Linked DNA regions of Mus musculus: region 2 is linked to region 1. Evidence: chromatin contacts called from ENCODE Hi-C or POLR2A ChIA-PET data. All regions are on one chromosome and are shown on one strand. Each heading gives the region's core, a stretch centred on a gene start or an enhancer-like site at or near the end of the contact. The rest is flanking DNA. Distances are from core to core; before and after follow the strand shown. Region 1 holds the start of Srrt (serrate RNA effector molecule homolog (Arabidopsis)). Region 2 holds the start of Ephb4 (Eph receptor B4).

Evidence for each region. Hi-C counts contacts between places; a loop is a spot of excess contacts on that map. ChIA-PET counts read pairs that join two places held with the same protein, here RNA polymerase II (POLR2A).
Region 2: a map of heart shows a loop between it and region 1 (9-fold over the local background). The contact joins the promoter of Ephb4 here to the promoter of Srrt in region 1. A Hi-C loop is called at or near these places in 1 of 37 maps with a recorded cell type or tissue (heart). POLR2A ChIA-PET finds 5 or more read pairs at or near these places in 3 of 5 experiments (Patski and embryonic stem cell).

Annotation. Positions count from the first base shown.
Region 1 is chr5:137,305,288-137,311,789 of GRCm38, reverse strand. It overlaps Srrt (serrate RNA effector molecule homolog (Arabidopsis)), which reads left to right and starts at 4,116. Exons shown (of 20, transcript NM_031405.2): 1 at 4,116-4,366; 2 at 4,605-4,744. The coding sequence starts at 4,623. It overlaps Trip6 (thyroid hormone receptor interactor 6), which reads left to right. Exons shown (of 9, transcript NM_011639.3): 7 at 959-1,137; 8 at 1,385-1,505; 9 at 1,616-1,891. The coding sequence ends at 1,747. It also overlaps the pseudogene Gm43013.
Region 2 is chr5:137,346,260-137,352,761 of GRCm38, reverse strand. It overlaps Ephb4 (Eph receptor B4), which reads right to left and starts at 2,653. Exons shown (of 17, transcript NM_010144.6): 1 at 2,113-2,653. The coding sequence starts at 2,164. Gm52791 (a long non-coding RNA gene) reads left to right here and starts at 2,710. Exons shown (of 3, transcript XR_003955817.1): 1 at 2,710-3,683; 2 at 4,696-4,830; 3 at 4,924-5,162.

The sequences.
Region 1 (6,502 bases), core at 2,867-5,366:
CTCAGTCGGGTGGGACTGGAAGTCGGGTGAGGTATAAGAAGGAAGAAGCTAAATGTGGTGAGTTGGGCCTATCTGGAGGAGAGCCTGAGCTGCAGAGCAAGTCTGAAGGCAGCCCAAGGCGCAGGTTTCCCAAGATCAATTGGTCCATCACCCAAAGGAACATCTTGGGTTTTGTTTCTTTGATTACTTGTTTGCTGTTTTGAGATAATACGTCTCATGTCCCAGGCTGGCCTGAGACTCTTATGTGTAGCTAAGGAAGACCTTGAATTTCCTCCTTCTATCCATGAGATACGGGGATTCTGGGTGTGGGCCACCAGACCTGTTCTTTGTGGTGCTAGGAATGGAACCCAGGGCTTCGTGCATGCTGGACAAACACTTTACCAACTGAGCTATGGCCCCAGGCTAAGGAATGAGTTAACTGTGGAGACTAGATGAAGGAGGGAAAGACAGCTCCTCCTTTCAAGCGGGTGGGTGCCTGCCTGCCTGCCTGCCTGCCTGCCTGCCTGCCTGCCTGCCTTCCTTCCTTCCTTCCTTCCTTCCTTCCTTCCTTCCTTCCTTCCTTCCTTCCTTCCTTCCTTCCTTCCAGACGGAGTCTTACTGTGTAGCCCAGGCTGATCCTAAAGTTATGGTTCTCCTGCTTCAGCCTCCCAAGAGCTAGGAAACCGGATATGTGCCACTGTGCCAGCTGGAAGGCATTTTAGAGTTGAGGTTATTTGTGAAAATCTGACAGCATTCCTCAGAGGCATTACTGATTCATCTCACTGAAAGATGAAGTGTGTGGAGACCAAATCCCTTGTCTAGAGGCTTCAGTGCTGCTCTTAGACCTCAGAAATGCTAAGTCCACCTTCCACTGAATCCCATGCAGGGAACTACACACACCAGATGGCTGGGCAGAGAGTACTCCTTCCTGGCTGGAGTGGCTTCCCTCCACTGACCTTCCTTCCTCTTTTTTCGTTAGGCCACCCTGGAGAAATGTTCCACATGCTCTGAACCCATCCTGGACCGAATCCTGAGGGCTATGGGGAAGGCGTACCACCCTGGTTGCTTCACCTGTGTGGTATGCCACCGTGGTCTTGATGGCATCCCGTTCACAGTGGACGCCACCAGCCAGATCCACTGCATTGAAGATTTCCACAGGTCTTGCCTGGATTCAGCATGTCTTCACTGACCTATTTCTTCATGTCCCAGGGTCTGCCTCTTCTGTTTCCACCTTCTGGTGCTCTCTTTCTTTGACACCACTTTCTTCCCCAAGACCCAGACACATCTCTTATATCCTTCTCATCCCCACCCCTGCCCCTTCCACCTTCATTGGGCTTCATTTTGAGTCTCCTGATGGTGTGGGAGGGAGGGACCTGATAGCCTCTTTGGTTCCCCTCCACTGCAGGAAATTTGCCCCACGATGCTCAGTGTGTGGTGGGGCCATCATGCCGGAACCAGGTCAGGAGGAGACGGTGAGAATTGTTGCTCTGGATCGAAGTTTCCACATCGGCTGTTACAAGTGTGAGGTGAGGGGGGGTCCCTGGGCAGGAGCGAGAGCTTTGCAGAGCCCGGGAAGCTGGGGGAAAAGCACTGTGGGAAAGTCCCAGGCTAATGAAGGTTTTGTTCTTTCTCACAGGAGTGTGGGCTGCTGCTGTCCTCTGAGGGAGAGTGTCAAGGCTGCTACCCGCTGGATGGGCACATCTTGTGCAAGGCTTGCAGCGCCTGGCGTATCCAAGAGCTCTCAGCCACTGTCACCACTGATTGTTGACTGCTCTGAGAAGTACCTGCTGGGATCTCAGCCCCCGTCCGTCCGTCCGTCACTTCCCCCAACATCTACCCTTAGTGTTTGCCATCAAATGCTGTCTTTTCTTCCTCTCTTCATGAAATAATAATCCCTGGAGCATTTAAAAGCACTTCCAAGTCTGTTCTTTATTGGAGTCTCACAGGATGAGGCTGGTGAAAGCTTGAACTCCAGCACTCAGGAGGCGGAGGCAGAGTGTGAGTTTGAGCCCAGCCTAGTTTACATACTAAGTTCCAGGACAGTGAGGGGCTACATAATGAGATCCTGCATATCTTTTATTAACTCTCATCCTGTACTATTGTTGTTGTTACATAAATTAACCTGTTTACTGTAGGCTAGGGATGTCTCAGATGATTGGATTTCTGCTGGTCTTTCAAGTCCTTCAGACTTCTGATGCCAGATACAACAGCAGAAGTGGTGTCGCAGATCTGGGCTGCACCAGCCACCACAGTGCCAGATGCCAGTGGCCTGTTTTCTTCATCTTGGTCTTGCTCCAGAAGGAACAAATATACCTGGTGTGCTCATCGATTTCAATTTTCCATGCCATTCTCCAGAGGGAGGCATCATCTCGGATCCTATGTTTACTTACGATGCTGACCTGCTCGGTGCATTTAGCCACAGTGCCGTGACATAGGCCAAATGTCAAACAGAGGTAGTTCTCTAAAGGACAAACTGTAAAGTATCCCAGGCTACCCTTGGTTTGAAACATTGCTAGATAGCTGAGGCTGTTCTCGAACCCGGGATCCCTCTGCCCTCATTTCTGCAGTGCTGGGGCTGCAGGAATGTGACACTGCACATGGCTACTTTTCTTGTGGGGGATGGAGGGTGCTGGGGATGGGCCAGAGACTCATATATGCTAAGCACATGCCCACCTGCTGAACAGCACCTTCAGTCTCCCTCTCTCCTTTCTTAGCTTATTTCTTCCTAAACCCAGGTCCTGTCATACGGTAGGCAAGCATTCTATCATTGAGCTGTACGACTCTCATTGCTTCCCTCCTCTTCCTCCTCTACTTCTTTCTTGAGACGGGGCCTTCTTTCTCTGTGTAGCCCTGCCTGGCTGGCCTGGAACTCCCTTTGTAGACTAGGTTGGCCTCCAACTCAGAGATCTGCCTGCCTCTGCCACCAGAGTGCTGGGATTAGAGGTGAGCGCCACCATGCTCCCATCTTCTTGAATTACGTGTGTATGAGCTGGTTGCAAGACTTAAATCCCAGTACTCAGGAGGCAGAGACAGGAAGATCTCTCAGTCTGAGGCCAACCTAGTCTACAAGGGGAGTTCCAGGCCAGCCATGGGGTACACAGAAACCTTGTTTTGGAACAAAATGATGAGTATATGTATCTGTGTATCAGTGTGTGGGTGTGTGTGCATCTGAGTGCAGTGCCCTTGCAGACCAGAAGAGGTGTCAGTTCCCTAGGCACTGGAGTTAACAGTCTGTGAGCAGCCAGCCACATGGGAGCTGGGACTCCAACTCTGATTTTCTGCAAGACCAGGAAGTGCTCTTACACACTGGACCGGCCTCTTTGGAAAATGTTTTTGAGAAAGGGTTTTAGAAAATTGTCAAGGCTGGCTTTGAACTCATTTTGCAACCCCTGAATTTGATTCTGCTTTGACTTACTGAGTAACTCGGGTTACGCCTGTGCCAACGTAACTGTCTGCTAAGTTTTTAAAATGCCCCCTTGTAAATACACCTTATTAGATGCTGGGATTTTTCATTCTTTTCTGGGAGCAAGACAGTGGCATGCTCCCTTGTTTAGCTTAGTATTCTATTCATGGAAAAGGGCTTACTGTTATCTTAGGGATTTCAACTGGAAACTAGTGGATCCTGGTGGTTGTTTCCAGACTGCAATGTAAAGACTCCCATTAAAGAACTGGGCATTAAGATCGAGGTTTACACTTTTGCATGAGTATTAGGCTCCTCTGTCCAAGACAAGCAGGAAGAACGCATTTTATAAGTAGCACATACTGTATTTTTTTGCAGGAGAAAATGGTGGGAGGAGATGCCTCTAAAATGGTTGCTTCTATGAATTATTCCCTAGACATCCATCGTCCCCAAACCCCTCGATAGCAAATCCGCCCTTGAGGAGGTCAAGAGGTGCCCCAGCCCAGGGCTATTGCAAAGCAACCTTTGGATGCAAACTAGCTCCTACCCAGGATACCTTACGGGAGTGACACTTAACTTCTCCAGTGCCCTCCTTTTCAAGTAGGCACGAGCACGTTCAGAAGGCCTGGCTTGGCCCAGCTCAACTTCCGTAGCTCCGAGAAGCTGGGGCGATTTTGTCGCAAAACCACGCGAGACTTCCGCGTCTCCACCCTCTTCCCGTCATTCTTTTAATCTCGGAGTTTTAGTTTGGTCCGGGGGTCTTGTTTTGTAGTTGGAGGCCGAGCTCCGGGAGTGACGTAGGACGCGCGCGCGCCTCCTTGCCCCCCCCCCCCCCCCGCGGTCCCGCTCTTCTCTTCCCCTTCGTCTCCGGGCTGAGAATCCCAGCGTCTCCTTCCAACCCTCTTTGTGGTCCATTGTCGCTCGTTCCGGTCCGCCCGGAAAACAAGCCCGCCGGCGCGCGCTTCCAACGGCCCCGACCGCTGCCAGGTGGGGGAGGGGAAGGAAAGGCCCGGGCGGCGGGATTGCGAGGAGAGGACCGTGCCCGGGGGCTTCGGGGGTGGACGAGGGGGAATCCGTGGGGACAGTGAAACTGTCGGAGCGATCGCCCTGCCCGGGATGGCAGGCCGGCCTCGGCGGGAGGGAGGCGGGCGTGCTGTCCCCGGGGGATTGTCCCTCCTCTGGTCCTTGTTCATCATCACCGTGTCTACCCGCCGCCGGGCCCCAGGCCTCCTCTGACAGCACCATGGGTGACAGTGATGATGAATACGACCGAAGACGCAGGGACAAATTTCGAAGAGAGCGCAGCGATTATGACCGTTCCCGGGAAAGGGATGAAAGACGGCGAGGGGACGATTGGAATGACCGGTGAGACAGTATTAACGTCCATACCCCGCCCCGTACAACCCTTCCGCGCCACAATTTTTCTTTTCGTTTCCTTTTTTGTCTTTACCTTACAAAATCTTATTAGGATGCAGTTTACCGTTGAGCCATTTCTGTAGTTTCAGTCTATTCACCGTTGGCTCAGATTTTGAGCTTTTAACCAAAGTGACGGTCAGTATTAGTGCTGGACAGGAGCTCCGCACAGCTGGTTGGACTGCATCTTCCGTGCAGGCTACATAGGGAGACACAATCTCAAATCCAAATATTAAGAAAGCACAAACTGACCAAAGTGAGATTGGCCCGAAACTCTTTAGGTAGCTCAAGATGACATTAAACTTCTGAATTAAGGAAGTATTCTACCACATCCTGTTTAAGAGTTTTTTGAAAGGATTTTTAAAACAGGTAATTGAGATAAGAAATGTGCAAGTGCATTTCTTCTTTTATATAATAAAACGTTCATGGGGGTTTGCTTACATTATGTCTATGCACCTCATTCGTTCCTGGTGCCCGAGGAGGCCAACAGAAGGCTTTAGATCCTCTGGGAAATGGGCAGGAAAGATGGTTGTGAATTGCTTTGTGGGTGCTGGGACTCAAAGCCTAGTCCTCCGCAAGAGGAGCCAACCAAGAGTGGTTAAAAGGAGTGCATTTAACTACTGAGCCAGCTCTCTACCTCTCTTCCTTTTTAAATCCAGAGGTGAAGTAAAAACAACAAAAACAAAGCCAGTTTAGTGAGTTAAGCGCCATAGCTCAACTTGAAAACAGATTTCTTTATTTTTAAAGATTTATTTGTTTGAGTGCTCAATTTGCATGTACATCTGCATGACAGAATAGGGCATCTGGTCCCTGTAGTTGTTGCTGGGATTTGAACTCATGACCTGGATAAGCAGCCAGTGCTCTTAACTGCTGAGTCATCTCTCAGTTTCTTTAGAGGGATTTGAAATGACTTTGAGATAGAATTTAAGAGGTTGAGACCAGCCAGGGCTACATGGTGAGACTCCCTTTCACGAAACAAGTATGAAATGAAGGGAAAGCCTGGAAAAGAGGAAGCCTAGTGTGGGTGTGATTGTGAGAGTGTGTGGATGGTATATGCAAATGAGTGTGATTTATGGGGCCTACAGCTAGAGGAACAAGCATCTGTGAGTGGCTTGCCACGTGTGCTAAGAGGAGCCGCACATGGGTCCCTTGTAGGATTAGCAAGAACCCTTAACCACTGAGTCAGTTCTCCAGCACGTTATCAAAAATTAATTATTTAGCTTTTGGTATGTTTTTTGAGACAGAGTTTCTCTGTACAGCCTTGACTGTCCTGGAACTCACTCTGTAGACCAGACTGGCCTCGAACTCAAGAGATCTACCTGCCTCTGCCTCTGCCTCTGCCTCCCGAGTGCTGGGGTTAAAGGTGTGCGGCACTGTGGTTTTTGTTTTTTTAATGTATAAGTGTTTTGCCTACGTGATTTCTGTGCACCACATTCATGCTGTGCCTGATAGCTGTAGGAAGCCAGAACAGTGTTGTATCCTTAGAGCTGGAACTGACAGAAGGATGTGAGCTGCTGTGTGGCTCCTAGGAGCCGAGCCTTGCTTCTTTGAACTCTGAGAGCCATCTCTCTTAGCCCCCTTGCCCTTTAGGTTTTGAGAAAGGGCCTCACGTAGAATAAGCTGACCTGGAACATAACACTCCTGCCTTAAGCCTCTTCAGGGCTGGAAATAGAAGGGTGAGCCACCATGCCCAGCTCACCTTAGTGCTTC
Region 2 (6,502 bases), core at 1,404-3,903, 42 kb before region 1:
GGACTCTTGGGTTCCCTGCCTCGCTCAGCTCCAGCAGAGGCCCCACCACATCTGGACTTGGTTAGGAGAAAGAAAGGAGGAGAGTTTAGGGGTGGGGAGTTGTGTGTGAACACACCTGGAGGGGCTCTGGGATCATTTGAGGGGAGCAGACATGATGCTGACCCAGGAAGGGATTAGGAGATGTGCAGACTTCACTGGCAACACAACCGGGAGGGAGGAAGGGAGGGTTGGGGAATCCCCTGGTGAGGGTAGGCAACCTGGGAGGGGGCAGGAGTCTGGGAACCACATGCGTTGAGAGTGGGCCTCCAGGGGAGTCAGCGGAACACCTGGGACCAGGTCCCGCCCTCCCCTTTGGCTTTGAGAGAGAGGAGTGCCTGGAGTTAGGGTGGATGAGGGAGGCATCACCTCAAAGTTGCGGTGCTGTCTCAGGGTGTAGGGGGCAGGCAGGAACCTGAGCAGCCAGAGGCAAAGCCTACCGGCCCCTCTAATGGGTGGCAGGAGACAGCAGAACACGTTGGGGACAGGATGCCCACGGTTCTGGGAAGGGGGTGGATAGAGGCCGCCGTCCCCACCCTCCATTGTTCCAGCCTGGATAGCGTTTTCCTGTCTCCAATTTACACACTGTCTGTGCAACAGGCTGCTCTTCAGCCTGTTGAGCTGAGCCCAGACTCACTTTCCCTGCATCCACAACACGCCAGTTTGCCTCCAGCTCACTTCAGTCCCCCAGTTCCCAGACCCACCTCTCACCTCCTTCCCTCCAGGGCTCCATTTCTAGGTCGTCGTCCCCTCCCCCCCCCACCACCACATCTCCCAGTTTACACCTCCTTTAGGGCCTGAGGCCTTGGATAAACTAATTAACATTTCTAAAGCTTTAGTTTGTCACCTGTTAAGGAAACAAGAACTCTCCTTTTTTGCTGGGCAAAATAACAGTAAAATAATCGCAGTTGGCACAGGTGAAGGCAGGGGCTTGAGAATCATTCAGGTAGCGCAGGCGAGAAGGGGCATTTCCTATTGGCCCGTCTTTCCCTCCAGACACACTTCATGGGTGCTCTGCCCATTTGACTTCCTCCTCTCCAGGAGCCCAAAGTCTGTCCTCACCCCATTCCCACACTTTGATCAGCCCAGAACAGCACTGCCCAGCCTAGAGGGAGCTCCTTTGATTCCATCGCTTCAGGGAGAGATCTCCCCCACTCTTGTGTCCCACTCCCCAGATTCTCCTTTGATTCTAAGCAGCAAGGGAGGTTGTGGGGGAGCCAAATTCATTGAAAAGAGATTAGGGAGGCAGGAAAGGGGGTTATGAGTCCTGTGCAGCCCCAAGAGGGACTGTGGAGTTAGGGGCTCACAGATCTGAAGAGGCATTTGGAGAGGAATACAGAAGGAAAAAAAAAAAAAAAACCAGAAATCTGAGGCGGGCTAGGAGGCGGCCAGCTGGGGTGAATTAGGGCGACACAGGCCGGTGTTAGGCAGTTTCTGCGGGCTTGCATGGCTGGAAGAAAGCCTCAGCCTTGGGAAAAGTTGAGGTCTAAATGGCATGTAAAAGGTTGGGGTACAGCCTTGAGAAAAACAAGAAAAGAGTCTGCACGAGGTCAGTAGCCTGGCCAGCCATTTGGGAGTTGGAGAGTGGGGCTGCAGATGGGGCCATCCTGACTGGGGTGTGGAGTCCAGGTGTGAATGAACGCTAGGGAACCAGAGGTGGGGGTCGCTTTACGGCCTAGCTGGGGTCTGCCTCGCCTGCAAGTGCCCCTTCAGGAACTTTCCCCTGGAGTTTAGCCAGAGGTGGAGAGAGGATAAAAACTTTGGGGGATAGTTTTGAACATTAGGGTGGACAGGAAAAGGAAGGCTGTCATGGGCCTTTGGCATCAGGACTGAGAATTTAGAAGGCTGGGTAAGGGAAGGTCCCGGGTCTGAGCTCTCGACTCCATCTCTTTCCCAAACAAAAGAAAAACCCCACTCCCCGCCAGGCCGCCTCCTCCCCGCCCCCTCCCGTTCTAGTGCTATTGGTCCGAAGTGTTTAAGGGGTACCGGAGTTGGGATAGGGAGAGACCAGCTTTTGCACTCTGAGGCACAACTTTGGGGGACCCCAAGAACAGGGGGCACCCCAAGAAAACTCACCTTCTAAAGCAGTGGCGAGGGAAGCCCAGCACAGCAGCGCTCGGAGCTCCATGGCGCCGCCTCACTTTGGCTGAATGCGATCCGAGTTTGGGGGGCCCTGGCCCCCCCAGGTCTGACCCTCCCCTGGGCGGGTGCACACCGACTCTGCTGCTGGGACTTTCCGTCGAGGGCCTCTCAACGATGGCCCATGCGGGCGCGCCAGGCACCCGCGCTCAGGTGCGGCCCCCACGTCCCCGCCGCAGCGCGCGCGCGCGGGGAGGCCAGCCTTGAGGGGGGACGTCCTGGCAGTGGCCGTCGCTGGGCGGGCGGAGATCGGGACGTGGCTGAGAGTTAGGGGTCCCTTCGGGGCTTCGGGGGTCCCGCCCTGGCTGGCTGGGGTGGGCCGATTGCTCGCGGTCTCTCTCGCTCCCTGGAGTGGTTGGTGGATGTCGCGCCGCCGGGGTTAGTGCGCCGGTCGCGGTCAAGGAAGGTGGAAACCAAAGTGGGAACCGAGCAGGAGGGAGGGAAACAGGCTGGGCCAGGGCTGGGCCGAGTCGAGACTGAGTCGGGCGGCGCCTGGCCTAGGAGGGAGGGGCGCATAGGAGGCGGAGACAGTCCCATGTCAGAGTTTCCCCCCGCCCCATCTCCCAACACCCTGGAGCCCGGGTTTCTCTGGGAGGGGGGGGTGCACGGGGAGCTGATTGGCTCCTATGCTGCTGAATAATTCATGAGAGGGGGGGCCGCCCGAACTGAGCCTGTCGGGAAGTTAGGAGAAAGTTTGCAAGAGGGGGAGGGGCGGCATGTGTGGAACTTAGGGACTGTCCAGGGGTGCTGGGTGTCCCATGCCTACTACCCCTGATTGTGCATGTTGGGGCAGTAGCCCAGGAATCCTCAGGACTGACCTGAACCTACCAGGCCTCACAGATGTGTGCGTAAATGTGAATGCCCCCACACAAAGCCTGCTTTGACCTTGCAGCGGGACCTGAGATTCCACATCTGGATGCGCCCCCTGCCACCTAGTTGGAGCAGGGGATTGCATTTGGGAGGAGAAGGTTAAAACTTTGCATTTGGGTATGGAGAGCTTCCCAACAGACCTCCGTTCCTCAAGCAATAATCCCAGCTTGTCTATCTCCGGAGAGAGCGCTCACACAATCAGTGCGTGCTCGTTAAGTCCTGGAGATCCACTGAGCGCGCAGCCTAACGCTGGAGAAAGTGGTTTGAAACCCAAAGTATAGAAAATGTAAATAAAAGGCAGGCGTGTCAGAGAGGGTGAGGGATCTCCGTAACACCTCATTTCATTTTTTTAAAGGAGGGGGACACTTCCCCGCCGCCTGCAGCCTTGACCTCCAAGGCGGGGGTAGGGACCGTTGTGGCTCTTTCCTGAGGCTGTTTCCTGTCTGGCTCCTGGGGGCCCTCGGGATGGCTGGGAGGGCCCTTCCTCTCATTTGCTAGCACCCCCTCTCATCCATCAGTTTGAGGGGAGGGTCCAGGAAAGACGGCCTCCTATCTACATCAGGGCACTGTGAGTGTGGGGCACGGGATGGTTGGATGAGAGAGGTGCTGTTCCCGAAGTCGGTCCTTTAAGGGCTGCGGTAAGGAGACTTTAATTTAAGGTAATTAGTACAGGGTCTGGAAACTCTGAGGTAGGAGTCTGGGGCACCTGGGAGTCTGCCAAATACCCTAAGGGCGCACACACACACCCCAGCGGGCGCGGGAGACCGGTGATGACCTCTTGTCCGCCTGCGCGCACACACACACCAGCGGGCGCGGGAGACCCGTGATGGCCTTTTGTCCCCGTGCACTTATCTTCCTGGCGCAAGTAGTGCTCCCCACCCCCTGCCCTTCCTCACAGCCCTGCCTGGGTCCCGCTCCGGGGTGGGGGGTCAGCCAGGGCAGGAAACAGCCGGCTTGGCTGGAGCCAGGCTGACCGGCTAGATCTGGGAGTCCCCTCCTCCTTCCCCACGCAGACTCAGGCTCCCCTTCTCTTATCCACAGACACCCCCTTTTTTGCAGCTATCATTCTGCATCCGGGTCCCCCTGAATTTCTGAGTCGTGGCTTGTTCTCACCCTAGGAGCCACCATCAGCAGCCCACTTCAAGCCTTTGATTGCTTAAAAATTTTCACATTTAGTGGGATAAGCAATTCATTAGTATGCAGAGACGATTAACGCCTCAATAGAGGAGAGACAAGCAGCCTGGATGACAGAGGCAGGCGTGGAGGAGGGTTCGGTTGATGAGACCCAGCTGAAAAGATGAAAGAGCCCATCAGATTATTCCGAAAACCCAAAGACAGTGTATCAGTAAGAATGACTCCTGGGCTGGCCTCTCTGCTGCTATCAGTAGAGAATTTGGTAAACAGTTTCTCTAGCACCCAGAAAGCCCTGAGTTCCATCCCATTCCTACACAGATCCAGTGTGGTCATACTCCCACAACTTGGGAGGAAAGTGGAACCAGACTGGACTACATTGCAAGTCTTACACACACACACACACACACACACACACACACACACACACACACACACAGAGAGAGAGAGAGAGAGAGAGAGAGAGAGAGAGAGAGCGCGCACTGGTGAAAATCCCGTGATTTCCCTTTTCCATGCAAGTGACGCCCGAGATCTTTACTCCCCGGGTCAGGAAGCACCCTCCATTTATCCTGTGTGTGTGAGGTCATTCCTTCCACTCCCGGACCACCAGAAACTCCTGCTGCCAGCACTGAGTTGCTTAGCCTTCTGCTGCAGGTGAGAACTCCCATTAGCCCAAAATCAGTGTTTGTCCCAAAGACCCAACCAAATCTCAAACCTTTTTGTTTTTCTTCTTCTTCTCGGTGTTAGGGGACTTGGAGGAACTGGGACGTGGCTCTGTGGTAGAAGTGCCAGCTGCCAAAGCGGACAACTTGAGTTTGAATTTCAAGGTAAACATAGTGGAAGGAGAAAACCGATTTCCAGAAGTTGTCTGTCATCTGTGACCTCCACATGGACACTGTGGCCTTCACTGGCTCTCTCCTAACGCAATAAATATGCAAATAAAAAATAGGATTACGGGCTGGTGAGATGGCTCAGTGGGTAAGAGCACCCGACTGCTCTTCCGAAGGTCTGGAGTTCAAATCCCAGCAACCACATGGTGGCTCACAACCACCCATAATGAGATCTGATGCCCTCTTCTGGTGTGTCTGAAGACAGCTACAGTGTACTTACGTATAATAAATAAGTAAATAAATCTTTAAAAAAAAAAAAAAATAGGATTACAAAAACTTTGAAAGGCACTGAAGAGATGGCTCGGCCGTGAAGGGTACCTGTTGCTTTCACAGAGGACATCGTGGGTTTGATTCCTAGCACCCACGAGCTGGTGCCCAAGCATCCATAACTCCAGTTCCAGAGGCTCCAATGCCCTCTTTGGACCTCTGTGGGCACCAGGCACACATGTGGTGCATAGACATGCAAGCAGGCAAAACACTCATGCACATAAGACAAAACTGAGTCATCTAGAAAAAAATCATCTAAAACCAAAACAAACTCTGAAGCCCTTCACAGATTTCCCACTGCGGGTGTTAACAGTCACCTCTGTATGCTCCCCCTCACTGGCAGGCCAGATCCTTGTACATATATATATAGTCTTCTTGAGTACAAATAACATTAGGAGTCTTTTCTTTCTTTCTTCTAGCCCAAACAAACGCCACCCCCCTTTTTTTATACAGTTGAGTATGACCTTGAACAGTTGGTCCCCCTGCCTCCAAGGCCTCAATGCAAGGCATGTACCATCCCACCAGGCTTATGAGGTGCTCCTGATTGACCACCCCAAACCCCAACCACCCCCACCCCCACCCCCACCACCCGCTTCAGGCATGCTAAGCAATTTCTCTCTGCCTCTGTCTCTGTCTCCGTCTCTCTCTCCAGTGAGCCACCACCCTGGCCTAGAAGTCCCTTTCACACTGTGACAGTTTGTTTTGAGCCCTCAGAGAGATAAGGCTTTTCCTATATGTAAACTGGGTAAACTGGGCCTGTAATCCCAGGCACTCAGGAAGCAGAAGCTAGAGCGCTGGGATTTTTGAGACCAGTTTGCCCTGCTTAGTGAGTTCTAGGACTGACAGTAAAAATCTTGTCTCAAAAAAAAAAAAAAAAAAAAAAAAAGATAAGGGAGGGCAGGGGTGGAGTGGGAGGGCAGGGGTGGGAGTGGGAGGGCAGGGGTGGAGTGGGAGAGGAGGCATGAATAAGAACTGAGAACATAAACATAAAAGTATCCTATGGAAATGTCATAACAAAACACATTAAACACTTAATAAGATGGTGACAAAATGGCTCAAGGGATAAAAGGGCTTGCTTGCCCTTGATGACCTGAGTTTGAGCCCCAGGACCCACTACATCGTAGGAGAGAATCCTCACAAAGTTGTCCTTTGATCTTCATACACACGTG